Regions from separate parts of the Mus musculus genome. Here all the other regions are linked to region 1. The links are chromatin loops, found by intact Hi-C in ENCODE. Cell type or tissue: heart. All regions are shown on one strand.

Region 1 (8,000 bases):
TTAATGGCAGGTCCCCATGCTTGCACGGCAAGCGCTTTACTCACTGAGCCATCTCCCCAATGCATTCAGCAGATTCTTTAAGATATTTATCCTTGATTTACTCAAAAACTGCTCATGGAACAGCAAATACCTTCCACCCCTTGAGCCAGGCCCCGTGGGACAAGAGACTTGTGTCACCAGTATAATTCAGCTGTTCCCAGCTCTTCCCATTTCCATGCAAGGAAGGTCATAGAGCTTATTTGGGACCAGAACAATGTGACATGCTTCTGGGCTGGATTATGGGGTAGACTGAGTGATACCTGAGCCACTTTCTTGAGAGCAGTGATTCCATAAGACCAAGTTTGAGCAAGCCTCTATCAGTTTAGGGCCTGAGCAACTACAGCGAGCCTGGCCTTTCTATTCTGCAAGCCCAGGAAAGAAATGGTCGGGCACTGGTATGTTGAATATTCCTCACTACAGCAAAATCAATAACACCTCAGTACTTTAAAATGAGTGAGAAGAAACCTACAAAAGTCTACCTGTCCCCATCTGCTTTCTAAATCAGGTGACACAGGAATGTAGACATTATTTTGAACTTGATGCACAGCTGACTGCTGAACAAGAAGGTCCAGGTAGAATAGTCATAAAGAAATGAAAAGAAAATGGCCTCCCTACATTGGTGGAGCCTCAGCAGCCATGGAAATCCAACTGAAGAGTTCAATGTCTGTAAAGAAAAGGCTACTTCTGACCCAGCCCAGACATTTGGGGAATTCAGAACATTCTAGAGAAAACGACAATCAAGCAGAGGTTGTGTGAGCCTCCTCAGACGTGCAGGCCTTCTCAGTCACTTCCAAGTAAGACCTGCATTTCTTTGTCTCCCTATAATCTCTTTGAGGGTGATTCATGACCGTTGTCTCTATCCATCACTTACCCCTTGGCACCTTGCACAGAATCCGTATTTCTGTTAAGTACACAAAAGCGTCTGCAGGGTGAACAAGTAAACACTGGACTCAAAGGTCAGCTATGCCAGCCTAGAGCTAAGCCCACCTCCCGAGACCCCAGGAAGAAGATGATGTAAAGAAGATGACCCCAGGGAGCTGATGTAAATCAACATTTCATTATGAGTTATCACAGCACATGATGAAAAATTACAATAAAATCTAATACTACACTATAGCTATCTTTGTTCTTGGACATGCAATTACATGTGCAGGCAGCTATTTTTCTATGTGGAAAATTGTGTGTGAGGGTTTTTTTTTTTCCTATTAAAAAGCCACACCCTTGATTCTATTGCATTATTACATTCCCTATTATTCCATCACGTGGTTTTTCTTCTTGCTGTAATCCAGGACACACCCAGAATTACTGCTGACAGAAAAATCACCTGTCAACATACCTTCATCCTAACACCATGTTGGTAATCTTGTCTCTGCAAAGCAGTAGCCTTTGTTTTAGCTAGAACAAAATGACTGCCCCACTTCTAATGGTTTTCCAAGCTTTCAGTAGAAGGGTCAACGTTGGTGTCACTCCTGGTTTTAAAGCCACCTTTAGAAGCAAAACTATCCTAGAACAGAATGACAAACATCTTAAGCTCTTTAATTAGTTTTAGAGGGATTTTCGAGAAAAACTGTAAAGAGCATCCACTCTGGTCCTTGATGCTGTTATACTGCAAAAGAGGTCTCAGGAGCCAATGGTCCTCAACAATCTGACCTCCCTATAAGGAAAGCCTGGATCTAGCCCATGCTCCAGCCCATGGGATGCTAAAAGCTCTGGATTCTAGGAAGGCATGCCAGTGCTGAAATGTGTGTCCTGGTACATCTGAAGGTGAGTTTTCAATGAATTCTATCATGATAGGCCAGAGTTTTAGGGAAAGAACCAAAATCTAAAGGAAAAAAATGGAGAAAGAGAGGATAATGATTTGTGTCTATATAAAGGGAAACATAACTAAAGCTCTGTCTCTTCTATGTTCGTTCTGCTCCTACCCAGCAGCCCTCTCTGCTACCTGCCAGTAATTTAGCATCAGCCTGCCCTGATACTTTGGCAATGAAAAGATGGGAGAGAAACAGTCCTTCTTCCTCAGAAGGCCACTGCATGTGACCAATGCCCGAACTGAGCACTGGTCAAATATCTTATGAGCTTTATGATTATTAACTTTCCCACAATATCTTTAATTAGAAGACATCTCCACTTTACACAAAACACTGTCTTATCCAAACCCATATTTATGTACAACTGTCTGTGTACTGACAGCATCAAAATTCACACCATCCAGTGGAACTAATACAGGTCCAATATAAGTGGCTCCCAGTGACCTCTCCAAAAGGAAAGGATGAAGTCATTTGCAATGTTGGTGGAACAAGACATTCGAGTGAAGTCCCAAAGGTAGGACAGACTTTTTTTGCTTGCTTGGGTGGCCCCTACTCCCTCACAAATACAAATGCTGTGAAAGCAGAAACACCCAGGCAGCCCTGTGTCAGCGCTGTGGGCCCAAATGACCCAGAGACACCCAGGCAGTTACCCAGATCATTGGGGTTACCTGAATCTGTCACGCGTCCCTTTCACCCCCTTCTGCGTGTTGACATCAAGTGGAAACAGTAAGCGTTTGGGAGACAAGAGGCTGACAAGCAGGAAGCGCGATTGAGACCCAGCTTTGTTCAGCCTGCAGTGAAATACATGCAGTAATAGTTAGATACTCCCAGCACAGACAGAAATCCAAGCACCCTCCGAGACCACTGGAACACGAGTAGGCGTCCCGAGAGGATGAGAATGGGGGGTAGAAGACTGGTAAAACAGGGAAGGGTCATTAAGGCTCTCCTGGATAAATAATCACCTCCTGGCTCCTCTGCAGTCTACGCCCCCCCTGCCGCGCCCCCAAGTTATCCCGCGGTAAAGCGGCTACCATCAACCGTAATGCCTCAGAAATATAGGAGTCAGGATGGAGAATACCATCATCTTTTTAAGGCAAAATGCTAGCAAAATACACGAGTTAAGCCCACACAGCTAGCAATGCGGGGCATGTAGTCGCCTGCCCAGACAAACACACACACACACACACACACACACACACACACACAATCAGGGATGCATCTGAGAGTATCCTTTCGTTGCCTGGCCACCACCTCAAGTCACTGTCTCTGTTTTGTCAATTACCCTACTGTTTCCAAATCTATGCAGCACTCCCCCACCACACCCCCACGGTAGGCGGGATCCCAAACCAACACTGTGGAGAAGCTCCCCACAAGTCCTGCCGGCTTTGTCCTGCTGCTGTCCTTCCAGAAGCAAGCGCCCCAGGCCCGTGGGTCCGCACAAAAGACCCCCAGAATCTGGCCCTCCATTCGGCCCCCTTTTCCAATAATGGCTTGGGGGCAACTTCTAGCTAGGAATCGGGAGTAGGAAGGCAGGACAGGACTGGAGGGGACGACCCAGGGCTTGAGAATGCTGGGGGGGGGGGGGGGGCACGGCAGGGATGTGCGCGCACCTCAAGGGCGCGTGCGGCGCGTGCATGAGGCGAGCTCCCGGGACCAGAGCTCCAGGGGGCATCCCAGGACTCCGAGGAACCAGAGTCAGCTGCCATGACCCCATCGCGCTCCCAACTCAAAGCAAAGCCCGAGGAAAACCCAACTCCCGGGACCACCTCCTCGAGAGACGCCTCTCCAGCTCCGCACTCCTTTAACCAAACAAACCACCCCAATCATAGTCCAGGAAGAACCTCCAGTTATATCTCAGGCTACCGTTGCCCTTTCCCGCTTTCTCCTAGGCACAGCCTTCCACGCGAGTCCCCTCTGCACCCGGGACCTGGGAGCACACTGAACAGGAAAACAAACCGAAACTCACTGACCTCTCTCAGCAGCAGGCTCGGCTCTGTTACGCCGCCGGCGGCTGCAGCAACGTCGGAAGCATCCCGGGGGTCCGCACTGCCCGCTGCGCTCTGCTAGACGAGCGCTGAGGGCCGGCTGCTGCCTGCTCCTCCCGCCGCAGGTTGCGGGGCAGCGCGGGCAGAGTGGCGGCAGCGCCTCCCGCAGCCCAGCCCTGCTCGTCTCTCCTTTGGCTTCAGGCGGCGCCCTCCACCTGCCCGGCTGTCCTCCGCCTCCACGATCGGACACCCGCCGCCAGGCACCGGACACTGAGCGGAAGCTTTTGGTGTCACCCCCAGAGACCCAAGCACTGAAGGGAGCGGGAGGCTGAGTGAGCTCTGCTCCGCGGACCGCCCCTCCCCGGCGGCTCCACCCCCTCCCGCACTCCACCCGGCAGCTTGGCCGGCACGTCCGACTGTCTGTCTGTCGGTCGGTCCCCAGTGGCCAACCTCTTGGTGTGGGTGGGGAAGCAGGGACGCGCCCTCTACCCACCGTAGACCAGCGAGCACCTGGACCGAGCACGGAAGGAGGACCTGAACGGTATCAGGTGTGACCTAGAGGCCGAGCACCACAGGCTAGAACGACTGGGACTGGCCAAGGTGGTGACCCAGCTGCGGCTCTGGACTCAAGACCACAGGGGAGAGGGAGGAGTCTAGGCTATTGCCTTTCCCCTGGGTTCTTTTTGGCTGCCCCTGAAAGTTCACTAACCCAACAAGGGCAGGAACCTGTCAGCATGGAACGGGATATGCTCCCAAAGAGCCCCACAGGGACACCTCACACCTCAACCTCCTGTGTAAAGGAAGCTCACAGGAGAGGTGAACAGGAAGGAGCCTAGAGGGTCTACTAAGTTTACCCTATTGCCCACCTTAAAACCCAACTTCAGGCTCAGAGGTAAAGTGCTTGCTTGCCTAGGGTGCATGAATCTGGATTTATCCTCTGTACTCCTAAACAGAAACAAAGCCCTTACCTTTGGGATATGCTTTTAATGTCATGTAACCCCAGGAGAATCTAAAGATAAGGTCTCTTCCTGCTTTTTCACTTAACATATAGTGGAGAAAAGGGGAGATAGGTGTCCCCTGCTGGTCTGGGGCACCATGCCTGAGTTCTGGGGCCTTTTGGGATCCATTCTATTAAGAAACTGAAAACTGACCTGAGTTATGTCTCCTCATCTCTGTGGTTCAGCTAAAGGAGCTCTGTTAATGCACAGAGCAAATGGCTTCTTCTAGACTTCAGGTACTGGGCTCCCTTCATGGGTCCTATGTTCCTTCTTACACAGCAGTGGTTCTCAACCTTCCTAATACCGTGACCCTTTAACACAGTTGCTCATGTTATGGTGACCCCCCCAGCCATAAAATTGTTTTTGTTGCTAACTTCATATAGCAACATTAGCTACTGTTACAAATCAGAATGCAACTATCTGTGTTTTCCAATGGTCTTTTGTGACCCCTGAAGGGGTTGTGACCCACAGGTTGAGAACTGCTGTTGTTCCAGAAGTCCTGAGACCCATGATGGCTCTGTATGAGCTAATGAATCCGTGTTGGCAGCTGGTCCTACTTGCTTTGTCCCACGTGTACAACTTGTGAATTGGTGTTCCAATCAGGCTATTAACACATCGGGAGGCGGGGGCGCGGGGGGGGGGGCGGGGGGGGGACCTGCATCCGGGAGACCCACAAAGCTTGCAGTCTCTGGATCCCAGTAGGAGCTCTGCTTCCTCCAGTCACCAGGCAGACTCTTGCTCCATTGTTCCCTTATCACCTCTACAGCACCCACAGAGGCTCTGCATGCATGTCTTAGGAACCTAAGGTTACTTTGCAAGAATATCTTTAACTTCACCATCAATGTGGGGGTGGGATTAGCCCAGTGGAGGTTGTACAGACCTCCTGCAGAGGCAGAAGGATCTCTGTAAGTTCGAGGCCAGCTTGATCTACAGAGCAAGTTCTAGACAATCAGGGCTACATAGAAAAACCCTGTCTCAAAAAAATAATTTTTTTTAATAAAAAAATTAAAAAGGCCTTTTGGAGGCAGAGTCTCATACATGTAGCCTAGGCTAAGCTGGAATTTATCAGGCAGCACAGACCATTCTGGTACTCCTCCTGCCTCATTTTCCTAAGAACTGGAATTCCTAGTTTTTAGTTATATTTTATTTAGGGAGAGGGGTGCACACCGGTGACAGTATAGGTATGGAGGACAGGTTGCACTTTCAAGACTCCGTTCTCCCCTTCCCCATGAGACTGCACTCAGATCATCAATCTAGGATCAGGCAATCTAGGACAGGCATCTTATTCACTGAGCCATGTTGTGGACTCTGGAAAAAAATAATAATGAGAAACTAGGCAAGGTATTAACAACTCAGATGTTGGTCAGGGACTTGAAATAAAGAAGGTGATTCATAACACCCCAACATTTTACCAGCAGAGCTTAGCCCAGAAATATTATTATGCATGAGTGCCTCTCAAGATTGCTTTTAGGAAAGCAATTTCAGGATTCAGTAATTATTCTAAAATGTTTCAAACTGCCCCCCCCCAGTTGCTTTCTAGACAATTCTTTGAAGTGAGAAATGCAAGAATTCAGCATGTAGAAGGTTAACACCTCCAACTCTATTCATTTCCACTGGCTGGGATTTTAATTCACAGAGCATCATGGGTGTTCTGCCTTCTGTCCAGTCTTGTAAAGCTGTCACACAGAGAAGGTTAATTAACTGGGGCAGGCTGCAATGGGGCAGTTCCTAAGACACACTGGAGGTCAGAATCTGGACAGGTAGCTACGGTCTAAGTCAGGGCAAGAACCGGCAGAACGTGTTGTAACAAATTCATCTGTGGGGCACCCAGGAGCAGAGCAGCTAGGACCAGTCTGAGTTTCGAAGTACAAGCTGGCAAAGTCCTGCCAGAGAAGCTGCTGTTGTTCTTACAACCCACTGTGCATGTGTGTGAAAGAGAAGCAAGTGAGCACCTGAGGTCTGGAAGAGCCAGGTTAAAGACAGGTGCACAGACCTGCAGACAAGATAAAGATACCAATGCTGGATCTAGGGAGCTTCTTGGTTGGTGAAATGCTCCCTGTGCAGATATAAGGACCTGTGTTTCATTGCCCAAAATGCACAAGAAAAGGCCAGTGTGGCTGTGTGCCCTTCGGATCCTATGTAATTGTAGCACTATGGAGATGGAGGCAGGCAGGTCTCTGGGGTTAGCTGGGGACCCAGGCTATCTGAATCAGTGAGCTCCTTCACTCAGCCAATGAAGAGACACAGTTTTATAAATCAGCTTGGATGGCACCTGAGGAACAACACTTGAGGTTAACCTTTGGCCTCAGCACATATATGTGCACATGGTCCAAATATTGATGCCTTCAAAAAGCCAATAGTCATTAAATATGGACCGTGTTTCAAGAGGGTTAGGATGCAGGGTGGGGTGGGAAACCACTCGTCTAAGTTCCTGCAGTTACAGAACTCACTTTCCAGTTAAAATTTCTTTTCATAATAAAAGGAATTACATGTGAGACCATGAAAGAAATGAGAGGGGAAAGGACGATGAAGGGTGTGTGTGTGTGTGTGTGTGTGTGTGTGTGTGTGTGTGTGTGTGGTGTGTATGTTGAGGGAAACCTTAGGCCAGAGAAGTCTCACTCACAGGGAGCTTTTGGAACTAAGATTTCAATACCATGATGAACCATACAATGCCAAGGGAAAGTGGAAGAACCATTCTGAGTATCAGCAGGAGGAGAGAGAAGGTGTGCACTTGGCAATGGATCAGGCCAGTCAGCCCTACAACACTGAAGGATGCTGCATCGCCTAAGTTTGGTAAAGGGCAGAACTAAATTCTTAGCTTTGTACCTGTAGCGTGGAGTAGAGATGCTCCACAAGTGTTTATTGAGCAGAGCACGACATCTCTGGGAACCTAGGGTGGAGCTAAGATCAATTAGATGGCCAGGCAAAGCTTCTATCAGGATGACACCTGCATAGAAGAATGTGATGCAGATGTAGAACATAGATCACTTTGTGATCTCCTTCCTGGTCTTTGAGGGCAAGGATCATCTCTCAACTTGTACCATCAGCAACTTATCCAACAAGGAGGGACAGGGATAGGAAGGAGTCAAGGAAGAAGAAAGAGGAAGGAGGATGAGGAACTAGACCAGCCCTGTCCTGTGCTCTCACGCTTGCACGCCCAAATACCTGCA
Region 2 (8,000 bases), 370 kb before region 1:
CAATTAAGGCAAATTATTATTCCATACCTAACTTAAAAAGAGTCAGAAAGTACAGTTTCTTCAAGAAACTTTATTCAAGAAGGGAAGGAGAACCAGCAATACTGATGAATACAAACTAGCCATGTTTGCTTTACGCTTTTAGAAATTTAGAATAGTGAAATTCTAGTTCGTGTGAAACATGCTCAGAAACTCTTCTGCTAATGGTATTAGTTTCTTGTTGGTTTGGATGTTTTCTATTATTTATGTTTTCCTAGAAGGACCTCACTATGTAGCCCTGGCTGGCCTAGAACTTTCTGTAGTCCTCCTGGCCTCAGCCCCCTGTCTCAGCTTCCGGATTATAGGCATGTACCACCATATCCAGCTTGGTTTTGGTTTTTGAGTTACTTCTTATGTACCCCACCATACCTCTCAAATTGTTCATCTGCTGAAATGATCACAACATTGAAAAAAATCTGCTTTATAACTCAAAGCCATTCCAGGTACCTTAAAGACATGAATTTAAACTTCTTAAATCTAAATATATATGTGTGTGTGTGTGTATATATATATATATATATATGTGTGTGTGTATATATATATATATATGTGTGTGTGTGTGTATATATATATATATATATATGTGTGTGTGTATATATATAAATATATATATATGTGTGTGTGTGTGTATATATATATATATATATATATGTGTGTGTGTGTGTATATATATATATATATATATGTGTGTGTGTATATATATATATAAATATATATGTGTGTGTGTGTGTATATATATATACATACATACATACAGTTTTTTGGCAAATATCAACATCACTACACCTTCCCACACAATGAGTTTTGGGGAACACATCTCACCATTTAGCTAAATAAGGATTACATTCTACTACACAGAAGTATTTAGTCAGCTATAATACGAAGTTCAAATAGCTACAGGAGATGATTTTCCAGTGTTCTCATTATGGAGAAATGAGAGGTGTTTAAGAGAGTGGATAGGCTGGGGCTATGGTTTAGTCAGTAATGCTTACCATGCAAACATGAGGACCTGAGCTCAGATGCCTACCACACTTGTAAAAGCCGGGTGTGACCGTGCATGTCTCTGAGCTTAGCTCTGAGTTTAGGGAAACTGGTGGGTGGGTCTCCAAAACTCACTGACTGATCTGTGTAAACTGGAGGTGAGATGTCCAGGTTCAGTGAAAGACACTGTCTCAAAAAAGAGGAAAAATGAAGAGCAGAGCAAGGAAAACACCCCACATGGACTTCTGGGCTCCACACACATGTGATCATACGTGTGCTCACAAACTTATACACACAAATAAAAACCTCACATACAAAAGGGCAGGGCTTGCCTACATGCCCCAAGTTGATCATTATATAATGAAAAAAAAAAAAAAAAAAAACTGAGACAGCCCCCTATACCTCATAAAGGTTATGAGTACCTCTTAATTAAAATTTTCACTCTTTAAACGGAAAGAAAAATAATAACTTTTACCAAGGCTGAAAAGATGACTCAGCAGTTAAGAGTACTTGCTGCTCTTCCAGGGGAAAGTTTCAATTCCAAGTACCCAGAGGACAGTTCACAGTCATCTGTAAGTCTAGTAGATAAAGATACAACACCCTCGTCTGGCCTCTGCAGGGACCAGGCATACAAGTGGGTATACAAATATGCATGTAGGCAAAACACCATGTGCATAAAATAGAACTTAAAAATTGAAAGAATATAATTCACCAGATTCATATTAACTGTCTAAACTCAGCCCATGGGCCAGGAGAAGTTCCAAGCTGTGTCCTGTAAGCACGGATTCACATAAGCTTCTGCAAATTAGCCGGTTCCGCGGGAACGCGGGAACTTGGTGAAGCCAAGTGAGAGGCACAAAAGAAAATATCAAAAGACAGGAGTTCCAGCCCAAACAGCGAAAATAAACACTCCTGGGCAGCCTCGTGGGCTCCTGGGCTCTCCTTTGCTGGAGGCAGAAAACTGGCACAGGCCTTGAGAAGCTGCTGCGCAGGAGCAAACAGGGGCCACAGATCACCAACCACTGTTCATTTCTGTCAAGTGTTCCCAGGGAACATTTGTTAGATCTGAAGGCTGTCAGTTTGCCCTGGGCACTTTATGTCACAAAGGGTAAGACAGCCTCTCACAAAAGAGCTTCTCTCCTAGGCCTCGGGGTTTTGCCTGAAAGCAAATGAAAAGCTTGATTTTCAAACCTAAGTGCTGAGCCAAACCAATAGACATGGCTGCGGCAGTGCACGCCTTATAACTTTTCTCCTTCTCCTTCCCTGCCCCTGCCTCCCTGCTTCCTTCAATCCAAGAATTTCTCTTTTTCTCATTTTTTTTTTTCATTCCTAAATGCTTTACTCCTTCAGATAATACTGCTCGGATTCTGACCCGGAGGTCCGGCTTCCGACAGCAGGAGCAGAGCGTCTTCTACCTGCCCATCCTCATCGCAGACAGCGGCCAGCCCGTCCTCAGCAGCACCGGCACGCTTACCATTCAAGTGTGCAGCTGCAATGACGATGGCCACGTCATGTCCTGCAGCCCAGAGGCCTATCTGCTCCCAGTCAGCTTGAGTCGGGGTGCCCTCATCGCCATCCTGGCCTGCATCTTTGTCCTCTTAGGTGAGTTAGCGGCTCCTTTTTTTTTTGGCGGGGGGGGGGGGGGGGGAGTCCACAGGCTTTGAGACATGAGCAGTTAACCCCCTATCTCAGCTACTCAGAACTGGCTTCTTCCAAGCTTACTTCAAAAGGTGGTAGAGTGAAGCTTGGAGAAAAGTTCAGAAGATGAAGACAGTCTCTTCCCTCAAGGCATCTTTGGCAAGGTTAAAACACATAGGTTTATCAAGTATCGATTGCAGACCTGAACACCATACTAGGCACTGTGATTAGACGACAGACACACTCTGTCCTCCATAGTTTATTTCAGATGATACAAGTTCACACTGACATGACAAAATTACATGGAAGAGGATATGATCATCACTTCTTTAAATCCATCTCAGGTAAGTAACAGCTAAATCACAGAGGTTCAGCCACAAGCCAAAAGCCAAGCATCAGAGGCAGAGCCAGGACCCGCATGCGGGCACCGGGCACCCTTCCTCGTGCGCACATGCTACACATAGCTGAGTGTTCCTGAAAGGAAAGAGATGCGGGCCTGAGGAGAGGTACTACAGCAATGCAGCAAATCGGACGGTCAGCACGGCCCTCACAGAAAAGTAGAACTCTGAGCTGAGACCTGAAAGAAGCAGCAGTGGGAACCGCAGGGTTCTGAGAATGAGCTGTCTGTGGCCCACAAGTCCTCTCAGGCACTGTGAACATCTAACAAACAGCAGTAAAGGAAAAGAGCCTGGTTGTGTCTGCTGAGGAACAACGTGGGGTGATAACAGACTATGGGGGAGCCTTCCCTCTTCTTTCAGCCCCCAGCTCTCTGGTGCCCACAGGCTTCTAACTAGACACTCAGAAGCAACACCTAAGTCACCTCTGGAAACCCAGAAAACATCTACGTGAGCATCTCACCTCCACGCTGCTACTGAGTTAAACCTGTTCCACATTCATCTTCCTTAGAGAAAAGCAGATGCAAGAGACAACACTATTATTCTATATATGTGAAACCTCACAGCATCTGTGTCGATACACTGCAACTCCAGCATTAACAGGATGAGGCAGGAGGACTACCTCAAGCTTGAGGCCATCCTGGCCTACAGAACAAGTTCTAGACCAGTCTAGAAACCCTTGGCTGCATGATGAGACCACATCTCAATAAATAAATAAATAATAAGAGAGAAGACAAAATTTCAGTAACTTTCTACAGGGAAGAATATAAAGCACTAGGAATTTAAATTATAATCCTCATGCTCCCTTGATCTCTAGTTAACCTAAACACCAAGTGACTGAGCGCCACACCAGATAAAGAAATCCATTGCTGAAAATATCAGCATTGCACTGACTTTCTAAATAGGCATTCGGAATACACTTCTCAAAATACATTTTAAAACATGATGTAAGCTTTCATTGTATTTTGAGTGTTCTGTCTTACGTTACAATTAAGGAATATAAATAACCTTCCAGGCTACCTATACCAAGTAAAATCCACCTGCAATTCCTAAAGTGTCCATAAGGTGGCAATAGGAGACCTTGGGTGCAGAACAAGGAAAGCTGTTTTTCTCATCTGCTCTGCTTTGGGGAGAAATTTCTAGGTTGGCTATCCTTACCTCTATCTTTGAAGAATGCTGTAAGATTTATCGTGGAATCACGATGAGCCATCTCACAAAGAGCCATCACTACAGAGAGACTGATTTAAAGAGATAACTTAGTTTGTAAACCAAGACCTTTATTTAAAAAAAAAAAAAACAAAAACAAAAACAAAAACAAAAACAAAAACTCACAGAATAAGAAGTTCCCAGAAGCTGAGGTGTCCCAGGTGTGTCACACATGCCCACTTACTTCTAAGAGCGCACAACCCAGATCACACAATTCTAACATTTATGCTGCAGTTGACTTGTACACACACACACAAAGGTGGGCAATTAGACATGTTCATCTGGGCAATATTTACTGTGGTGGGGGTGGGTTCATGTACCCAGCTCCTAGAAAACCTTGTGGCTTGTCCACAGAACCTAGAGAACATTCAGAGCAAGCCTTCCCAGCACTGATGCTTTTTTCTCAGAACCTGGACTTTCTTCACCTGAACCTATAATCCCAAAACCTGATTTTTAAAGCATAACTTAATGCTCATTATTTATAACATTGTATCTAAAAAATAAGACAGGTATCAATCTTTCATTTTCAAGAGATGACTAGTTCTATGCACTTCCTAATCCCACACACCCATCAGTTTTCTCTCCAGCACACATGCAGGGACTTGGATGGGTTGCGGGTGGTGTAGTTCATTAAAAATAGAATTTTTTGCATATAATACATTTTGACTATATTTCCCCTCCCATCTACTCCTCTCAGTTCTTCCCCCAACTCCCATCTCATCCAGATCCACTTTTTCTGTCTCACAGTAGAAAATGAGCTTTAGGAAATAATAATAAAATATAATAAGATAAAAAATTGGAATACAATAAAACAAACAAGAGGAACAGAACCCAAGAAAAGGCAGGAAAAAAACAGATATATACATAAAGACAGGCCTATTCCCACACCCAGATTACCCATTAAAAACACAAAATGGAAGCCATAATTTAAACTCAAGTGGTCAGGAGGTAATATCAGACAAATAGACAGACAGAAAGACAGACAGACAGATGTTCACACAGAGAGACAAAATAGAAAATAAAATTTAAAAGAGAATATTTTTTCAAAAAGGAAAACGCCTTGACATGACCTTGTAAGACAAAGAACCTTCATAGATGCTGTTAAGTTCGTTTTCTCTTGGCCGTGTCCTGCTGGGCATGTGACCTACGCATGAGAATAGATTGTTTCCCCAGGGAGACTGCCTTGCAGAAAATAAAATTTTCATTTGTCATTGGTTAACAGTTGCAGATTGCTTCTGGGTTGGAGATGGAGGCTTATATCCACTTCTTTCAGCATTAGGACTCTTAACTAATGGGTGGGATCCCATGCAGGCCCTGTGCGTGCGTGCGTGCGTGCGTGCGTGCGTGCGTGCGTGCGTGCGTGCGTGCGTCCTCCCTCTGTCTCTGTGAGTGCATATGAACTTTGGTAGTATTGATTTAGACGGGCTTGTTTTCTTGATGTCCTCCATCCCCTGTGGCTCTTACACTTTCTGCCTACTCTTCTTCCAAGTTCCTCCAGGCCTGTGAAGAGGAATTTGGTAAATCCCATTTAGAGCTAAGTATTCCAAGGTCTCTCACTCTCTGCATATTGCCTGACAATGGGTCTCTGTATTGGTTCACATCTGCTGCAGGAAGCAGCTTCACTAATGATGGCTGAGGCAAGGCACTGACCTATGAGTAGAGCAGAACATCTTTAGGATATGTTTTACTGCTACGTTCTTTTAATAGAACAGTAGCGTTTGGTTTTACCGTAGGTCACTGGGTTATCTATCTAGTCTCCGGTTCTTAGTCACTTAGTCACTGTTAGGTTTGGGCTCCCTCTCATGGAGTAGGTCTTAGGTTACATAAGATATTGGAGGATTATTTCTACAAGTTTTGTGCCACCATTGCACTAGCATATCTAGCAGGAAGGACATAAATTGTAGAGTGAAGAGTTGGTGTTTACTTTTTTCCTTTGGTATCACACAGAGCACCTTCTATACAAATGGCATTTAGCACATAAGGGCAGAGGCTCTGTGTAGCCACTAAGATCTGTGAAGAAATTATGTTGGAATTTTGATGGTGATTGTACGGAATCTATAGATTGCTTTTGGTCAGATGGCCATTTTTACTATATTAACTCTATCCGTGAGCACAGGAGATCTTTCCATCTTCTGCTGTCTTCTTCAGTTTCTTTCTTCAGTAACTTAATATATTTATCATACAAGTCTTTTACTTGTTTGGTTACAGTTACCCAGAAAATATTTTATATTACATAAGCCTTCTGTGAAATGTGCAGTTTCTTTGATTTCTTTCTCAGTCCGTTTGTCATCTATGTATAGAAAGGCTACGAATTTTTGTGAGTTAATTTTATATCCAGCTACATTGCTGAAAGGGCTTCTCAGCTGTAGAAGTTTCGTGGTGGAATTCTTAGGTGTGTGTGTGTGTGTGTGTGTGTGTGTGTAAAATCATATCGTTTGCAAACAAAGATACTGTGACTTCTTCCATTCTAATTTATATACTCGTAATCTCTTTCAGTTATCTTATTGCTCAAGTTAAGACTATCTTGAGTAGGTATGTAGAAACAGAACACTTTTGTGTTGTCCCTGATTTTAGTGGAATTGCTTTGAGTTTCTTTCCATTTATTTTTATGTGGGCTATGAGAGAGCTGCAAATCACCTTTATTATAAAGTATGACTCTTGTATCCCTAATCAGTCCAGGACTTTTTATCATGAAGGGGTGTTGATCTTTGTCAGAGGCCTTTTCTAAATCTAATGAGATGGTCATATCGCTTTCGTCTTTCAGGTTTGTACATATGGTGCATACCATTGATTTACGCGTATGCTGAACCACCCCTGAAAGCCAGCTCAGCTGTGGTGGATGATCATTTTGATATGTGTTTGGACTCAGTTTGCAAGTATTTTACTGAGAAGTTTTGCATCTATGTTCATAAGAGAAATTGATCTGTAATTCTTTGGTCTTTATGTGGTTTGAGGTCAGGGTAACTATGGCCTTGTAAAACTAATTAGGTATCGTTTCTTCTGTGTCCATTTTGTGCAATAATTTGAGGAGTATTGACCTTAGCTCTTTTTGGAAAGTCTTGTAGAATTTTACACTAAAATCACCTGGCTTTGGGCTTTTTGTAGTTTGTAGGTTTTTAGATATTATTTTTATTTCAATAATGGTTACAGTTCTGTTTAAACTTCTTATCAGATCTTGGTTTAACTTTGGTACGTGGTACAAGTCAAGAAAATTATGGCCGGGTGTGGTGGCATACACCTTTAATCCCAACACTTGAAAGGCAGAGGCAGGCAAATTTCTGAGTTCGAGGCCAGCATGGTCTACAAAGTGAGCTCCAGGTCAGCCAGGTCTGCACAGAGAAACCCTGTCTCGAAAAAGAAAAACAAAAACAAACAAAAAATTATGTTTCTTTAAAATTTTCCAATTTGTTCAAGTACAGGTTTTTTAGGTCCATTGCTGTAGTTCTCTGCATTGCTTTTAGTGTCTGTTTTATGTCTCTCATTTCATCTCTAATTTTATTAATTTAGCTCTTTTCTGAGTCCTTCAGTTAGTTTAGATAGGGATTTGTCCATCAGGGCTTCTGGAAGAGCAGTCCATGCTCTTAACTGCTGAGCCATCTCTCCAGGCCAAGGAATTTATTTTCTGATTCAATTTATTTGGTGTTCTGTATCCTTCTTTAACCTTAGAGAAATTTTCTTCTGTGACTTTTTTTTAATGATTTTATGATTTTGTTTTTCTGTACCCATGTCCTCTGTTTCTTCTCC
Region 3 (8,000 bases), 89 kb before region 1:
TCATCCTCTTGTGCTGTCTCCTGTCTATGTTCCCTGTCCTCTGACTCTGGGACAAATTCATCTCCTTTGGGCTCAGAACTTGGTCTTAGGGCTCCTGAGCTGATACTTTTCCTTTCACTTTGTACCTAAATCATGTTTTGTTTTGTTTTGTTTTGTTTTGTTTTGTTTTGTTTTTCTTTTTAGGAGTCAAGAAGAATTTAAATACCACATTGTAATTTGTGTAAATTTTGTACATTTGGGTATATGAGGCATTTACTGAGTATTGACACTGTGTGGAAGACAGTGTTTAATCTGGCTTTTGATAAAGTTATAGAACTCAGTCTCACTCACTCCCTGAGCACCCCTGTAGTTTCCATCCCAGGCACCTGGTCACCCTAGTGTAGCTCCTTCTCTCATCCTTCTAAGCCTATCCTGAAACTGTGTATAATAGAGCAGACTGATAATGTATTCAGATTAGTGGACTATGGGGAAATACTTAACATCTGTAGGTGGTCAAAGCCAGGGGGCCCATGGGGGCTGTGGATCCTGGTATTCATTAATTCTTTCTAACAAGTAGAGTTGCCTAGCCAGTCAGCCTTGAACATGAATATTTTGAGCAAGAGGATATGACTTTATTGCAGGAAGACAGCTGTACAGGAACAGCTCATTAAAATGAGTTTGATGGGCAGGAAGGAGAACTCGAGCTATTCCCCACAGCAAAGCAAGAATCTAAGTGCAGAAAATGATGAGATATGCAGAGCTCAGGATCCTGACTACCCATGTACTCCAGAACTGTCAGCTTACGCAGAGCTTAAGGTGCCTGAATGATGTTAGTGACAAGACAGCTCCCAAACTCATTCACTCAGGAAGCATGCACAGGTGTGCAGGCTGGGCGTTTAGTACAAGCACACAGTGGGAATGATGCATCAGAAACAGAGCTCAGGAAGAAACAATACCACCTCTACCTCTCCCCTGGTACTGGCTCTGATTCGGGCTCCTGCAGGAAATTTTCCCTATCTGACCAGTGTTCATTGAGTCTACTGCTCAGAATTTATAAATCCAGTCTATCTTTTTATTTTAAACAAAACATCTTTCATTTATTTAACTAAAGTTTTTATTGCATTTATTTATTTATTTATTTATTTATTTATTATGTGTGCCATGATGCACATGTGAAGGGCAGAACTATGGGTATCCATTCTGCCTTTCTGCCATGTAGGTCTCAGGTCTTGAATGTTGGTCAACAGTCTTGGCAGCCAACATTTTACCTGCTGAGTGATCTTACCTGTCACCACCTTCTGTTGCATTTAATTATAAATCATTCTTAAAGTAGTAGCTGCTATAGTTTGATTATGAAATGTTTCTCATAGGCTCGTGTGTTGAAAACTTGGTCTGAGCTAGTAGCACTGGTTTAAACAGGACTTTAAGAGGTGGGGCCTATTGGAGGAAGGAGGCCAATGGGATTGTGCTTTTGAAGGTTAAACTCGTTCTCAGTCTCCACCTCACTTCCTGTCTACCATGAAGTATGCAGTCTTCTCCACACACCTCTATGCCATTGTATACGATAAGGGTTTTACCAACACAAGAACGTCTTGGCAGGCAGGAGCCAAGGAATACCACAAAGTCACACCGCCAAACAAACCTCACACAAACAAAAGTTTTACTTGGGAAAAACACAGAATGGTGGCTGTGTCTGACCAAGAACCTAGACAGCAGAGGGTTGGGTTGTGGAGTTTTATAGGATTTTTTTGGAGCATGCCCAGTGAGCTAGAATGAAACTAGAGCTGCCCAACATTGTTTCAATGTTAATGCTGAGTCATGGAAGGTGGGATGTCAGCAGCAGGGTGCTCTTCCCTTGGACCTTTCTATACTCTTTGGCCCCCTTTTTTATCACTGATAACTAATCAGGGGTTTGGAAAGAGGACAATGTTATTATTAAACCACTTCCTGCTGTATGAAGGCATTGAAGTCCACGGGCAAGCTTGACTGTCAACATCTGGGTACCATCAGGATTGGCAGGCCTCTGGTTCTATAGAAAGAAGCTGTAATAACAACTGATTAAATGTTTGGTTAGAATCTTTAAAATTTGTTGTTGAAAGAAATCTAGATAAGAAATTTATAAAGCAGGGTACTATTAGTAGGAAAAGAGGGGAAAGGGTTAAGAAAAGCAGTATCCAACTCCAGTGGCCAGGGACATGGAGCTGTTCCTTTCTTCTTTGGAGATCTGTCTGGAGTTGTTGGATCTTGTCTTTTACTGGACTAAATTAGTTGACAGAGAAGCAGCATTCCTCCCTGAAGAGCAGGCAAGGCTGTCCTTCTCTAATGTTAGCTCTTAGATAATTCTCACCAGTTTTCTCCAGTGGTTTACATAGAAACAAAACGTTTTCTTAAAGCCTCACAATTACTTCCCTCTCCTGCAAAGCAGGCTGAGTACCTTATCTTACTGTAGAACTATTTCAACTAATGACTCTATCTGTCAATAGATTTTCATCTATTTGGGTTTAACAAGTACCTTTCCCAGTATACCAATAGGTACTATAGGTTACCATTTTGTCCCCTAAGCCAGGGAGTTTCCTTTTGACCTAACACTCCAGCCTTTTGTTGATAAGGGGCAACATGCCTTTTCTGTAACTACTTTTTGATGAAATTAGGACACCTTCATCAGGGTCCAGGAAGGCTAGGAGAGGATTCAAGTAACAGGGCGTTGATCAAAAACTTCTGGTTCACTGATCCACCTGAAGAGACAAGGGGGCAGTCACATCAACTTTCAGCAAGTCCAGAGCTCTCAGCCATTTCAAGCAGTTTGTAGTCCACAGCTAATTCCTGGACGGCGTTTGTCACCCACATGGAAATCTGATGAAACAGATACAAACTAAGGACAGAAGTAATGTATAGAAACTTTAAAAAAAATCATACATTTGGAACTTTCAGATCCATAGTCCTAGAAGCTGGGGGAGGAGAGGAGGCCCCAGAGCAGTGGGGAGAGGTATCCTACCCCAGGAATAGGCAGCTGCGGAAACTTAGGCTGTGCTTATCTGGAGTCCATTTGGCCTGTGAGAGGTGGATCCAAGTCTTACAACTCCCTTGACTCCCTGAAGCTTGCATGAGATTTTGTTTACAAGAAGTTATAAACGTTTTATCTACATTGTAGAAAAAGTAGCTAACAAGTGTCACACCTTCAAGTCATAGCAAAAACTTTATGTTGAAAGCAGGAAGATTTTTTTTTTCTCTGTCCAGATAGCTGGACATATAGATTGGATAGAAGTATTAATAGCATGATGAGAAGTACCATTAAGTCTATATTTAAAAGACAACCAGAGGAAATTTACCATCTTGAGCTTCTGACTGATAAAAGTACTTAGTGTTTTATCAGGTTATTGGAATTCTAAGCACTTTCACCTATGCAGAAAACAATGGGGAAGACAAAACGAGAGCTTACAATTTTTTTTCATTTATTTAACAATTATCATTTAACTGACTGTTTTTGTCAGCAAGAGTTCTGTGTTTGTAACACAGCTTTCAGTTCAGTGCTTGAGAACTAATGTTTCCCATCATGCCAGTGTCATGTATTACTCCCATCATGCCAATGTCATGTATTATTCCCATCATGCCAATGTCATGTATTATTCCTAACCTCCGAAGAATGACAATCTTTTGATATTTTAAATGGCAATATTTCCAAGTTATAACCTGGTGCTTAACTGAAAGGCTGTTTTCACCCAATACACGTAGATTCAAGCTCTAATGAACAGGAATCGATCTCTCCATTCTCATTGTGTACAGAAGGACTTGGATCCTCCATATTCATCATGTACTAATTTAACTTCTGTATCTGATAAATAATACTTCAGGGAAAAAAAAAACTCTGAATCTTCAAAATAGATGGTAAAGAAATCGAAAACGTTTTTCATTCTCTTAGTCTGTTGTGCCTTTACAACATAATTTACATACCTTACAATACCAGCTTTCACATCCTCAGACACTTCCTTTAGATCCTCTGAACTTAAGTTTTCACATCCTCAGACCTTCATCACTGATCCTTAGTCCCTCAGAACATAGAGCTTTCACATTTTCCATCTAACCATTACGGGAGACATGACTGATTGTTACTGACAGCGGTCATTGCAAAGCATGGTCTTTAAATCCTGTTTTCTTAGTTTCCTCTCCTTTCTCTGTCATAGCCTGACTTGGGACAAAGATTTTGGAAGAAACCTTTAAATAAACATGACTGGATCTAGAGGAAAGGGAAATCATAACCCAATTCCAGAACCAGTTTTCCAATAAGGTGGAACAGCATAAAACAGCTTTAATATTATCTACACTCAAATGGCATTTGAATCCCTAATAAGCTGAATCCAGTGATCAGAAAACTCAGGTGTAAATTCTAAGCCCTAGCCATCAAAGCAGCCATGGCAAGAAGCATTAGCAGTTGTGCCTGGCACCTGACAACAGCTGGAAAAGCAAAAACAAAACCAATAAACACAGAACTCAGAAAGCCCACATGCTCAAGGGAAACCATTCAGAAACAAAACAGGGTGACCTCTATCATTCATTCATTCATTCATTCAACTGAGCCTGACCCATTTCTGGTTCCATTCCCATGTTTGGCACTAGACTTAGACACACCAGAAAACACAGAGCTATCTGCTCACACTAACAGACAGACAAACTTGCCAGACAACCAGAACTAAGCAGGTGAGCAACATCTTGCTTTTTCCCCAGAACAGGGTTCTGAAGTGAATGATGAGAGGGGGTGATGTCTGACAGCTAGAGGGAATCTGGGTATTCCATACTCAGGGATAAGTCTGGGAAGCCAGCAAGGGAAAGCTATTTCAGATGATGCAATTTGGAAGAGAAAGTGGAAGAGAATGGACAACATGCCTGAGATCAAGTGGATGGGGGAAGTGAAAACAATACTCACTCCTACTTTGGTTAGGAGATCTCTCCCCAACAAGGAGATGGAACAGGTTGGTACTACTAGAAAAGAGTGGTGTCTTAGTTCGGGTTTCCATTGATGTGAGGACACACCATGGCCAAGGAACTCTTATAAAGGACAACATTTAATTGGGATTGGCTTACAGGTTCGGTTCATTATAATCATGGCAGAAAACATGGCAGTGTCCAGACAGGCATGGCACAGGAGGAGCTGAGAGTTCTACATCATGTTCTGAAGGCAAGCAGGAAAAGACTGTCTTGCAAGCAACTAGGAGGAGGGTCTCAAAGTCCAGCCCCACAGTGACACACTTCCTCCACTAAGGCCACACCTGCAAATAGTATCACTCCCTATGGGCCAAGTGTATTCAGACCATCACAAGTAGGAAAAGGGATATCCCTAAAGATACAGCTAAATGGTGAGTTTGGTAAGATTAGAAAGGCTACATAAACTATCCTACACTAACAATAGGGAAATGAGGAGGGTGGGTCCCCAAAATTCCAGTTGTGACTCCAGTTGTCTACAGAGAAGGAGATGTGTTGCCCTGATACCATGATGACTAACTGGGGCTCCCTGTAGAAGTGGTCAGGCCAAGAGAGCCCAGGCCCCCATTAGTCACCCATGCCCAGACCTAAGAAGTCGGCTAGAGGGTGTTTTAAGACTTATGTCTCCATGCTGCAAGGGACATGAAGGCAGTCTCCAGTCCAATGTCCATTTTCATGGAACATGGGACATGGCACAAGATGACTTACAAGGGCTTGGGCAGGCCTAGGCCCAATGACCATCCTGACCACATTTGAAGCAGCAATCCAAAGTTTCTTGGGCTCTGAGAGGTAAAGCAGGCCACACAGTTACTCTGGACAGCTGATAGTCCTTAGCCAACATTAGTTTTTTTTTTTTTTTTTTTTTCAAGCTTTCTCATCTTTCCCGTTGTATACCTTGGAGGCCACAGCTAAAACTTCTGTCTGTGAATTCAGGCATTTAAGGTTAACCCTAACATCAGGAAAACTCAGGGAGAAGAGAGAAGTAGGCCATAAAAAGTTGTCTCCCATCTGAAGTCTTAGGATCCAGGCAGGTGTATTGTAGGAGGGCATTTATAAGGTGCTCCAGGACTAGGATACGTTTTTGCATTTGTCCTGGATTACCTCTTAGGTTTTTTTTCATAATTTACTGCTTTTTGGGAAGCCTAGGAGCCAAGTTATAAACTGATCTCTAGCTAAAATCTCCCCCTGGCATATTGTAGTTCCATTCAGGATCCCAGCTGGGGACTGCCTCAGCCCTGATCAGGTAGCAGCATTCATCTGGTGGATTTCATCTGCATGTACTCTAGTCTGGTTCCAAACTCACCAGCACTCCTCAGGGAGAAGGTTGTTGGTGAAAATCATATAAATGTCATGGAAGGTGAGGTTGTAAGATTGGGTGATATAATGGAATTCTTTAATAAAGGTGGAGGAATGAGCAGTATAAGTTCTTGTATGCTAGGGTCATCAGTGTGCACCACCAGGCCTAGTTGTTTCTTTATTTTGACACCTAAGCTGGATTTAAACTCTTGATCCTTCTGCCTCTGCCTCCAAAGTGCTGGAATTACTGCTATGATCACCATCCATACCTTGTAGAGAATATTTGAAAGTAAATACTGAAAGTATTGATTTCATCCCATGACATTTACATTTCTGTTTAAATGATCTTCTGTTTCTATTAAAAAGAAATTTTGAAAACTTGAAATTTGTGTGTTTTGACCAGGTTTGCAAGTCTCTTTATAAATTTGCCTGTCCTCTGAGCAGTAGTTCTTCAGGTCTGGCCCTCTGCTGAAAAGTGTCCTAAGGGTTGCCTATCAAACCCAAAACTTCTTCAATGCCTGGAAGAAATCAACTTATCAATAAATGCCTCCAGGCTCTGCCAACCCAAGTATTTTTAAACTGAAACCAATGGGTTTCATAGTTTACAGAAGTGAGAGATTGTGGCAATTCAGGATTTTAACAATTTGGTTCTTATGAACACTGAAATGTCTCTAATGCACAAGTCCAGATGCTAGTAGTTAAAATTTCTACAATGTGAGGCAAAGATGCTCATTATCAGTGCTGCTTGATTTGATCCTGTTATTTAATAGCTGTTCTTCTTTCATTAATAGGAATAGATTACTGTTGATTTTGCATCATCATTAACAACTTAGTTATTTTTTACCCCCATAGGTGTAGTAATAATTATTTTTAGGCAATAATTTTTCAAAACTAGACTTTGATATGTATGTAGTGCACTTGACTGAGTCCTCACACCCCTATTGCTGAAGCAGGTGTGTGCTTATTTCCCCCATAATTTTCTCCTGGGAGAACATTCCATTGCCAGTATGTGCAGTACATGGTTTTAATAGGCAAATTGCTTAAATATTATCAAGGTAAATCCAATGCAATCATCGTATTATTTCATGTCTACATTATATCTTAGTCTTAATTAAAAGAAAAAAAAAAGGCTGAAGAGATGGCTCAGTAGTTAAGAGCATTGGCTGCTCCACCAGAGGACCCAGTTTTCCAAAAACCATGTGATGTCTCTTTAGGTGTGTAGCCATCTTTAGGTCCAGTTCCAGGAGATCTATTGCTGTCCTCTGACCTCCAAGGGCAGCAGGCAGACATGTGCTATACATACATTCAGACAACGCTCTCATATAAGTCAATATGGGACTCAGGAGATGGGTTAAATTAAATGTTTGCCTGTCAAGTGTGAGGACCTGAATTTGGATCTTCCAAAACCCACTTAAAAAGCTTGGTATGGTGTTGCAGGATTTTCTGTTCAATCACATTAGATCAGTGGTAGGCCTGTGATTGGACAGGAAAAAGGAGGTGGAGCTAGGAGTTGGGGAGAGAAATAGAGAGGTAAGAGGAGAAGAAGGAGAAACCTATATGTAGGCAGCCGGACAGGAAGACGATCCTGATCCTGCGTGGTTTTAGACAGCCACGAGTAGCTAGGTTTTTCACAAGGTTAGAAAAATTGGGTTAAAGCTTTATCTTTATCAACTGGCTCAGAAATTATTGTATCTTGTAAATTGTGATCTTATTGTTATATAAATCTGATTGGATAATTAAGTTTTAAG
Region 4 (8,000 bases), 270 kb after region 1:
TAAGAAATTAGCAATGATTAAGAAGAGATCAGTATCACTGAGGTGAAATCTTCTGAAAATTGTTTTCTGGGAGCACAAAGAAGCTGTTCCAGAGATAGCCAAGGTTGTTCCTTGTGCTGTGGCTAGACTTGGTAATATGTAAGAGTTACCCAGGTGGTACTGGTTTTGAAGGCATGAAGGTGTAATGAAGAACAGCCGAGGCTTGGCACTGTGAGAGGTCATGGAAGACCATTGGAGAAGGTGTAGCCTCAGCTGTAGTTGAAGGTCCAGGACTGAAGGGGTCATGCAAAAGAGTTTAGGCTTGGCACCATGAAGAGAGCCTATGAAAGGCTATTGGTGAAGCCTAGTTGGAGTGGAAAACCCCAGTGTATTGGAGATGTCAGTATCATGGGATGATCACCAAGAATAGCAGCCTTAGTGGAGTGGATCAACCTGAGCTTAGAGTGCTACAGAGGGCAGAGCTGGAGAAGTGATGCCAGCCCTTAGGAGGAGCCTAAAAGATCAAGTGGAATCCCAGACTCTGAAACAAGAAGCTGTAACACTGAAGTTGCCCTGGAGACTCAAAGATGTTAAAGATGTCAGAGCCATGGGATACATGCTAAGGAAAGCTGCTAACAGGGAGTGGAACCAGTCTAGGAGAAAGCAGTTTGTTGCAGTCAACAAAGATGAAAAAGGAGTGGAGATCTGAAGACCGCTTCGACATCAGCCATGGAGATGCAGAGTTTGGAATTTGCCCAGCTGGTTTCCTGTCTTTCTTTGGGGATTACAGTTAAGTGATTGGATAAATTTCAGAAGAGACCTTGAACTTTGAACTTTTAACATTGTTGAGACTGCTGTAACTATGAGGACTTTGAAAGTTGGACTAAATGCATTTTGCATTATGCTGTGTTTAAATATGCGCCCCCCCCCCATACATTCATGTGTTTGAACAAGTCTATGGGTGCAAGGGAGTGGAATGTGATGGTTTGTATATTCTTGAACCAGGGAGTGGCACCATTTGGAGGTGTGACCTGGTTGGAATAGGTGTGTCACTGTGGGTGTGGGCTTAAGACCCTAACCCTAGTTGCTTGGAAGTCAGTCTTCCACTAGCAGCCTTTGGATGAAGATGTAGAACTCTCAGCTCTGCCTGCGCCATGCCTGCCGGGATACTGTCATTCTACCATCTTGATGATAATGGACTGAACCTCTGAACCTGTAAACCAGCCCCAATTAAATGTTGACCTTGATAAGAGTAGTTCTGATCAAGTTAGTTAATGCTCATTATACAGGACACAGGAAATACTCAACATATTAAAGTAGGGGTTCATGTGTTTGTTTGCTTTTAAGGGTTTTGGAGAGGTTGTTGGGGAGCCAGGTTATGTCAGCCCACAGTTCAGTAAATAATACAGCCCTTCCTGGCAGGGAGGTCCTGGTGTCAGGAGCTTTAGGCAGCTGCTCAAGTTGTATGCAAACTCAGAAAGCAGAGACTGGTGAATCTAATGTGGTTTGAAGTTCTAAAATTTGGGCGCGTTATTTTGTATTTGGAACTTTTTCTTTGATAGGGAAGGAAGTGACTACTTTCCCATCTGTGAAACATGTTAGTATGGAGATAATGGAACAAATGGGGAAAAAACGCCTGTCTTTGCCACCAGGAGTTATCCCACCCCTATCCCCATTTCTGAGGCAAAGAACATTATGCTTGTTTGTTTTTCTAAAGGACAGTGTAATGTACACTGATGTCAAGATAAAGCATGTAAAGATTTTTTTTAATTATGCAAATTTGCTGAAGGGCATTTTTTTGCCAGATACACAAAAATTGCATTCAAAGAAACACAACTCTGGGCTGGAGAGATGGCTCAGCGGTTTAAGTGCACTGACTGCTCTTCTGAAGTTCCTGAGTTCAAATCCCAGCAACCACATGGTGGCTCACAACCATCTGTAATGGAATCCAATGCCCTCTTCTGGTGTGCCTGAAGACAGCAACAGTGTACTCACATACATAAAATAAATAAACCTTTAAAAAAAAAAAAAAAAAAAGACCTGTTATGATAGTATGCAACACTATCCTCTTGTGCCAAAACTCAGGAGCTCGAAAGGCAAGGCCAGGCCAGGCCAGGCCTTTCTCTTATCTATTTCCCCTGCTGCATACCAAGAAGAAACTAACAACCTTTCCACATAGTCATCTTAAAGGAAAATTTCTTTACTGACTACATCTTTTAATGAAAACATCATTTTAAAAGAATCAATGATTGTCAAAGCTAGCCTGGTCTACATAGTAAGTTTTAAGACAGGGCTACAAAGCAAGACCCCGTCTCAAAAGAGACCATCATCAACAAAAGAACATATAATAACATGTTATGCTTATGAGAAGACAGAAATGGGTATTCTAAACAGTCCACATAGTCCCCTAAAAGTGTTACTATCCTTTTTTATTTCATAACTATTGAAACACTGTAAAGTAAAGTGCATTTTAGAATTATCATCAATGTTGTTCATTCTTCAGGGTGAACGAGTATTTGGAGGGCAAGGAGTTTTACATGTTATTCAAAATTTTATTACAAAAAATTTTCACTTAGCCATGGTCTAATATTTTATAACAGCCATTTATTCCTTTCTAGAATATCTAGCTAGACAGAGGGAAAAGTGTTGGAGATTAGTTTTAATGCTTTGATTCAACTAGAAATCTACATTTCCAAACACTTATAGTCCTTGTCCCTAATTGGTTTTTAATCGATCAATAAAAATGCTAAAAAGGAGATGGGGAGGGACCCTTAGATTTGCAAGGGTTAGGATGCAGGAGGGAGGAGAAGCAAAATTGCCATGACTTGGGGAAGAGAGATGGATAAGACTTCGAGCTGCAGAGGGAAGATCATCTGAAGTGTAGGAGCAAAGGGAAAGCAGCCTCCAGAAGGGCTGCCCAGAAGCATGTTGGCCAGCAAAGACCAGCGGGCTTCACAGATGGTAATAGGGCAGCAAAGTTAAAGGTAGACTTAGAAGATGTTGAGCTTGGAGTACCTGAGGGAAAAGTATGGTAGCCGAGGGAGGATTAGAACTGCCAAGCCTTAGAGTAGGCAAGGCATTTCAAAAATAAGCTAATATGTGTATGTCTTTTGTTTGTGGATCCAAAGAGCTGGGTGGGTTGCTGGAAGTGTGACCTGCTGGGAGCATAAAGTGGAGTAGCAAAACTCACCACTACAGGATAGCATCTCATGAAACTAAAAGCAGAAACAAGGGCAAGAGTTATTTGTGGGCCAAGTTTCTTTCTTTAACATGACCAATGGTGCAGAATCACGCAGTCACTCATGTCTGTAAGAATGAATCATTTCCCAAGCACATATGTAACTTATGAAAGCTGTTTTTAATTTTTTTATTATATGTGAGTTGTAGCTGTCTTCAGACACTCCAGAAGAGGGAGTCAGATCTCATTACGGATGGCTGTGAGCCACCATGTGGTTGCTGGGATTTGAACTCAGGACCTTCAGAAGAGCAGTCGGGTGCTCTTACCCACTAAGCCATCTCACCAGCCCGAAAGCTGTTTTTAAAAACTGACGTCAGTTTAATGAAAAGATTGTGTGCCTTGTAAATGATCAGGAAATCAAATTGGTGACACAAAGAAAGGCTCCTCTCCAACCCAGTGTATGCATGTGATCTAAGTGAGGGCACTTCCATCTGTGTACTTCCATATGCTTTCAAGGAAACAAATATATGAAAAGGAAGTGATTAAGTTAAGAGGAAAATATATTGGGTTGTCTAAATAAAAATTTACATTTTAAGTACTTACTTCTTACATAATAAGTTTCAAAGAGAAGAGATATTCTAACTGATTGTTCTCCTGTGTCAGGTGCATAGCTCCTGCCTGCTTCTACTGCCCCAATAGCATCTTAAGAGAACCCTAAGTCTTCTTTCTTATTGCATGGCATTATTTTTTCTTCAAATTTTGTTTTGACTATTTTAGCTATGTGTGCCAGGCTGACCTTGGACTAGTAACAAGCTTCCCATTCGTTCTCTTAGCTGGATCACAGACCTGCACCACCATGCCTAGAAAAACTGAGCACTTTGGAAATACAATGTCTTTCCTCCTTTCAGGGCAGTGAGTTGAGCATTTCAAATTTCTTTTAATCATGTAGTGCCACCTGCTGGTTATGTCTTAGCATACCAACAGCATTTACAACAGCATTTACAGCATTTAGCCTTTGGTTTATTTCTATTTGTCAAAAGGAATATTTTGTAACTTTTATTCTTTTTTTTCAGACGTATTTGAAACGAAACAGGAAACTAGTTATTTAGGATAAAACAGAATATACAATTACAATAAGAACTAAGGCCGGGCGTGGTGGCACACGCCTTTAATCCCAGCACTTGGGAGGCAGAGGCAGGCGAATTTCTGAGTTCAAGGCCAGCCTGGTCTACAAAGTGAGTTCCAGGACAGCCAGGGCTATAAAGAGAAACCCTGTCTCAAAAACAAAAACAAAAACAAAAACAAAACAAAAAAAAAACAACAACAAAAAAAGGAACTAATGGGACTCTTAAAAAACACACACACACAGGACAACATCAGCAATCTTATTTTTCCTATTTTAAAAACCTCTGCTATTCCATTATCTCAGAAATTATTTCTGTTCATCAATTCTTCATAGATTATGAGATGCTCAGGTGAAAAGATGAATTCACTTCCAAGAAAAACATACTGGTGAACAATTTCTCCGGGCAAAAAGAGAATACAAAGGAAAGATATCCTCAGCCAATGGTTTGGACAAGAGACTGGGTCATTTCACTAAAAGACACATCACCACAACTTTCCCTCATCCTTTCTGTTTATGTGCCAACATTTCTTTTATTCAGCTTATAAGACAATACTGACATTCTATGTATACAAAAGTCACTAAAAAGAAGCAGATGATATGGATGTAAAATATTTATTGGATTTAATAACTAAAAAATAAAAGCATCTATTGCATTCAGATACTAGTGATCTTCTGGGGGAGGGGAGTGCGGAGGCAGGAGATATACTGAACACTAAATGCCAGACTAATACATATAGTCACTGCTCTCAAATACCTTCTTCAAAATACCTCAAGGCAAGAAAAAAGTTTTAAGGCATAAAAAATAAAGATTATTTTAAATTGTAATTTATTTTATGTCACACATAACTTCTCAAATAACAGAAAAATAATTTTCAATTTAATATTACTCCTGATTCCTGTATCTTCTAATTTCATATAATTAAATACTAAGCTAATAAATTTTTACTACAATGCTAGCTAATATCCTCATGACACTATTAACTAATAAGCATGCATATTTCTTGCTCTTTGTCTGCAGTCACAGAATTACTGCATGCACACTTTTAAGATTAGTTACATAATGTTCCAAAGTCCTATGTTTACTGTTTTCACTCAGCTTACAAACATCCTCATATAGGTGCCGATGCACTCACCACACTTTCCTCCTTACCTGCCATTAACTGGCTCATGATAAACAACGTGATTCTTATCTAACCTACCTCCTATTGATAAATACAATAATAATTTCTCTGCATATTATCTCAGAATACACTGTCAAAAGTAAACCATTCGGTACAGTTTGAGTATATGTAGTACAAAACCACACTACAAAGTAGTTAAGAGTACAAGAAACTATGGAGACAGTCTGTCTGGTTTCAGATTAGAATTAGGGTTAGAAATCTAAGAAGTCATTTTGTTGTGCCTCATTTTAATGGGAAAATAATAGGAACTGCTTCATAGAGTAAGGGAATAACCTATTTTAATATATGTAAAATCACAAAATATTTAAAAACTAGTAAATAAATGCTCAACAAATATGAAGTCAATATTTTCATAACAACCACCTATGCATTCTCTTTTGATGAATTTTTAGGCATAATTTTCCATTTTATTAAGGTGATATTTTTTCCCATTGCTGTATAAAAAGTTTTGTTTATTGAGGAAGGAAGGTGGCATAGAGGTGAGGCACAGAGGTCAATCTAGGATGCCTTCTTTTGTCTTTTTTTCTTTGAGACAAGGTCTCTCACTGGAAGAACTCTGAAAAATACCTGGTTAGCACATCCCTGTCTGCAACTCCACAATGCTGAGAGTACAATATAAACCACCACAACCAGCTTTTTTTTCGTTTTTCTAACATAGGCTTTGGAAATCTAACTCAGAGCCTCAGACTTAGACACTAAGCACTCAATTGCCTAAACTATTTCCCTAACCTGATATATAAGGTTCTCATAAATTATAATGCTTGTTACATAGTTTATGTTTTCTCCAAATCTGAGAATAATAATCTTTATGGTTTATTTTATGTAGTATAATATTTAGTTCAGAGATAATCAAGCTGTTTTTTCCTTATTCCTTATATTTTGCTTTATGAGTTTTACACTTTTGCTTTTTTAAAAAAACATTTTTTCATTTTTAATTAATGTCAAATTTATGATTGAAGTAAGGTAGGGAACCTGGTCATATTTTTTTCAAGGCAAAGGTAATGTGTTATGCGTAAGCCTTCTCCCCACACATCTGAAATGTAATCTGTAATCAAAACCAAGTATCACATAGATAGCAACCTCTTTATGTACTAGCAAATCAGTGAGTAATCACAGGCTAGACTTGTACCATTACTGCCTTGTAAGTAGTTTAGGATGCATTTACTGTCTAGTAAGGAAAGTCTCTTTGTCCCGTTCTTCCTCAGTATTAATTAAGCTATTCTTGAAATTTTTCTCTATATAAAGTTTAAAAAACATTTTAAACTACATGAAAAATTATTATTTTATATTTAGTAACTATTTTAGACAGTGTTATTATTGTATGATAGCTAACATTATTAGTCAATATTTATTTATATTTTATTATGGCCAAAGTAAATTTTGGATCTTTTCCCACAATACACGTTTTCTATTAGGTTTTACTTTGCTATGAATGGTATCTTTTATCCTGTTGCATATTCTACTTGACTAGTACCAAATATTACAAATCTGTTTTTTGAATTTCTTCCTTTAGATGACAGCCTCAGATGCTGCTGCTCAGACAGTCTCAAACTCATGACCATGAACAATATATTTATGCAGTGTGTGTAAAAATCTAACAAACAAAATACCTCTTGATAATTTTGAGGTTTTTTTGTTTTGGCTTTTTTTTTTTTTAAATCCTGCGGGGAGTTGTTTGTTTTGAATTTTGGGGATGTTGTTTTTTTAGAGAGAGAGAAAGAACAAGAAGTTAGGTGGGTAAGGAGGTGGGAAGAATCTAGGAGAAGTTGGGGGAAAGTAAAGAATATAATCAAAATACAAAGTGCAAGAAACAAAAATGTCAATCAAGCAGAACTACATAATGATAATGCGAAAATACCCTTCTAGTTTCTTTGTTTACCAATCCAGAGGGACCAAGCACCTTGACCTGCTTGCTTTAACTCTTCTATTAGCTTTCCCCACATGCATTCTTAACATTAAGTCATGATTCATCACCCAACACACTTTCTGTTGGTGATGTCTTTAGACCTCCTCTCCTCAGTCGGGTCAACGCACTATTTTTTCTGTTAGCTCTTGTTACTGCCATAATCCACGGCTACATGTCTATGGTATTCACTCAGTAGGCAGGACCTTCTCTGTTCTAGTTTATGACTTCAGTAGGATCACCACATATATGTTTCCTCTCCCCTCTGCCTTCCAATTATTGACTGTACTATATATTGTCAAGGGTAGTAACATTTCCATCCTGTTCTGTACTTCTAATGAATTCTTCCCTGTTTTCCCAAAAGATTGCCTCTAAATTCTGAAAACGAATATTAACATGAATCTGACTAACATTTAAATGCTGTTCACTAGCTAGCAAAGTTATGTGCTATATTTTCTCATCTATCCCATCAGGTCTTGATCCATGTGGTAATGGAGAATTACTTGCCTAATACTCACACTCCCAGCAACTATTCACAATCATGCCACAGCTAAGGTGTTGTTTTGTCAATATTTCCTGTTGTGGCCCTTTCTTAGCATTCTCCTCATTCTGCTACTTTAATCTTATGTCTTT

What was found. Peaks named below come from ENCODE experiments on the same cell type or tissue, not always from the same donor. Only the 100,000 strongest peaks of a DNase experiment are listed, where the experiment ranks them.
Region 2: it touches region 1 in a loop (7-fold over the local background); 17 of 42 quality-filtered maps call a loop at or near these places.
Region 3: a loop joins it to region 1, with 1.9 times the contacts of the local background. A loop is called at or near these places in 2 of 42 quality-filtered maps.
Region 4: it touches region 1 in a loop (2.2-fold over the local background); 6 of 42 quality-filtered maps call a loop at or near these places.

Annotation. Positions count from the first base shown.
Region 1 is chr1:105,352,526-105,360,525 of GRCm38, forward strand. Rnf152 (ring finger protein 152) reads right to left here and starts at 4,185. Exons shown (of 3, transcript NM_178779.4): 1 at 3,818-4,185; 2 at 2,516-2,638. It overlaps Gm17634 (predicted gene, 17634), which reads left to right and starts at 3,482. Exons shown (of 2, transcript NR_151540.1): 1 at 3,482-4,380. In heart, a CTCF peak has its summit at 4,041; DNase peaks (open chromatin) are centred at 3,186, 3,586, 3,786 and 4,176; H3K4me3 peaks cover 2,269 bases; H3K27ac peaks cover 1,273 bases; H3K27me3 peaks cover 871 bases.
Region 2 is chr1:104,982,304-104,990,303 of GRCm38, forward strand. It overlaps Cdh20 (cadherin 20), which reads left to right. Exons shown (of 12, transcript NM_011800.5): 11 at 2,368-2,619. Among named protein-coding and RNA genes, the nearest start is that of Gm29012, 130 kb to the right of the region's middle. In heart, no CTCF peak of the experiment used is centred here; no DNase peak of the experiment used is centred here.
Region 3 is chr1:105,263,079-105,271,078 of GRCm38, forward strand. No RefSeq gene overlaps it. Among named protein-coding and RNA genes, the nearest start is that of Gm17634, 89 kb to the right of the region's middle. In heart, no CTCF peak of the experiment used is centred here; no DNase peak of the experiment used is centred here.
Region 4 is chr1:105,626,608-105,634,607 of GRCm38, forward strand. All of the region lies in intron 14 of Pign (phosphatidylinositol glycan anchor biosynthesis, class N), which reads right to left. Among named protein-coding and RNA genes, the nearest start is that of Pign, 33 kb to the right of the region's middle. In heart, a CTCF peak has its summit at 4,125 (motif pointing left); no DNase peak of the experiment used is centred here.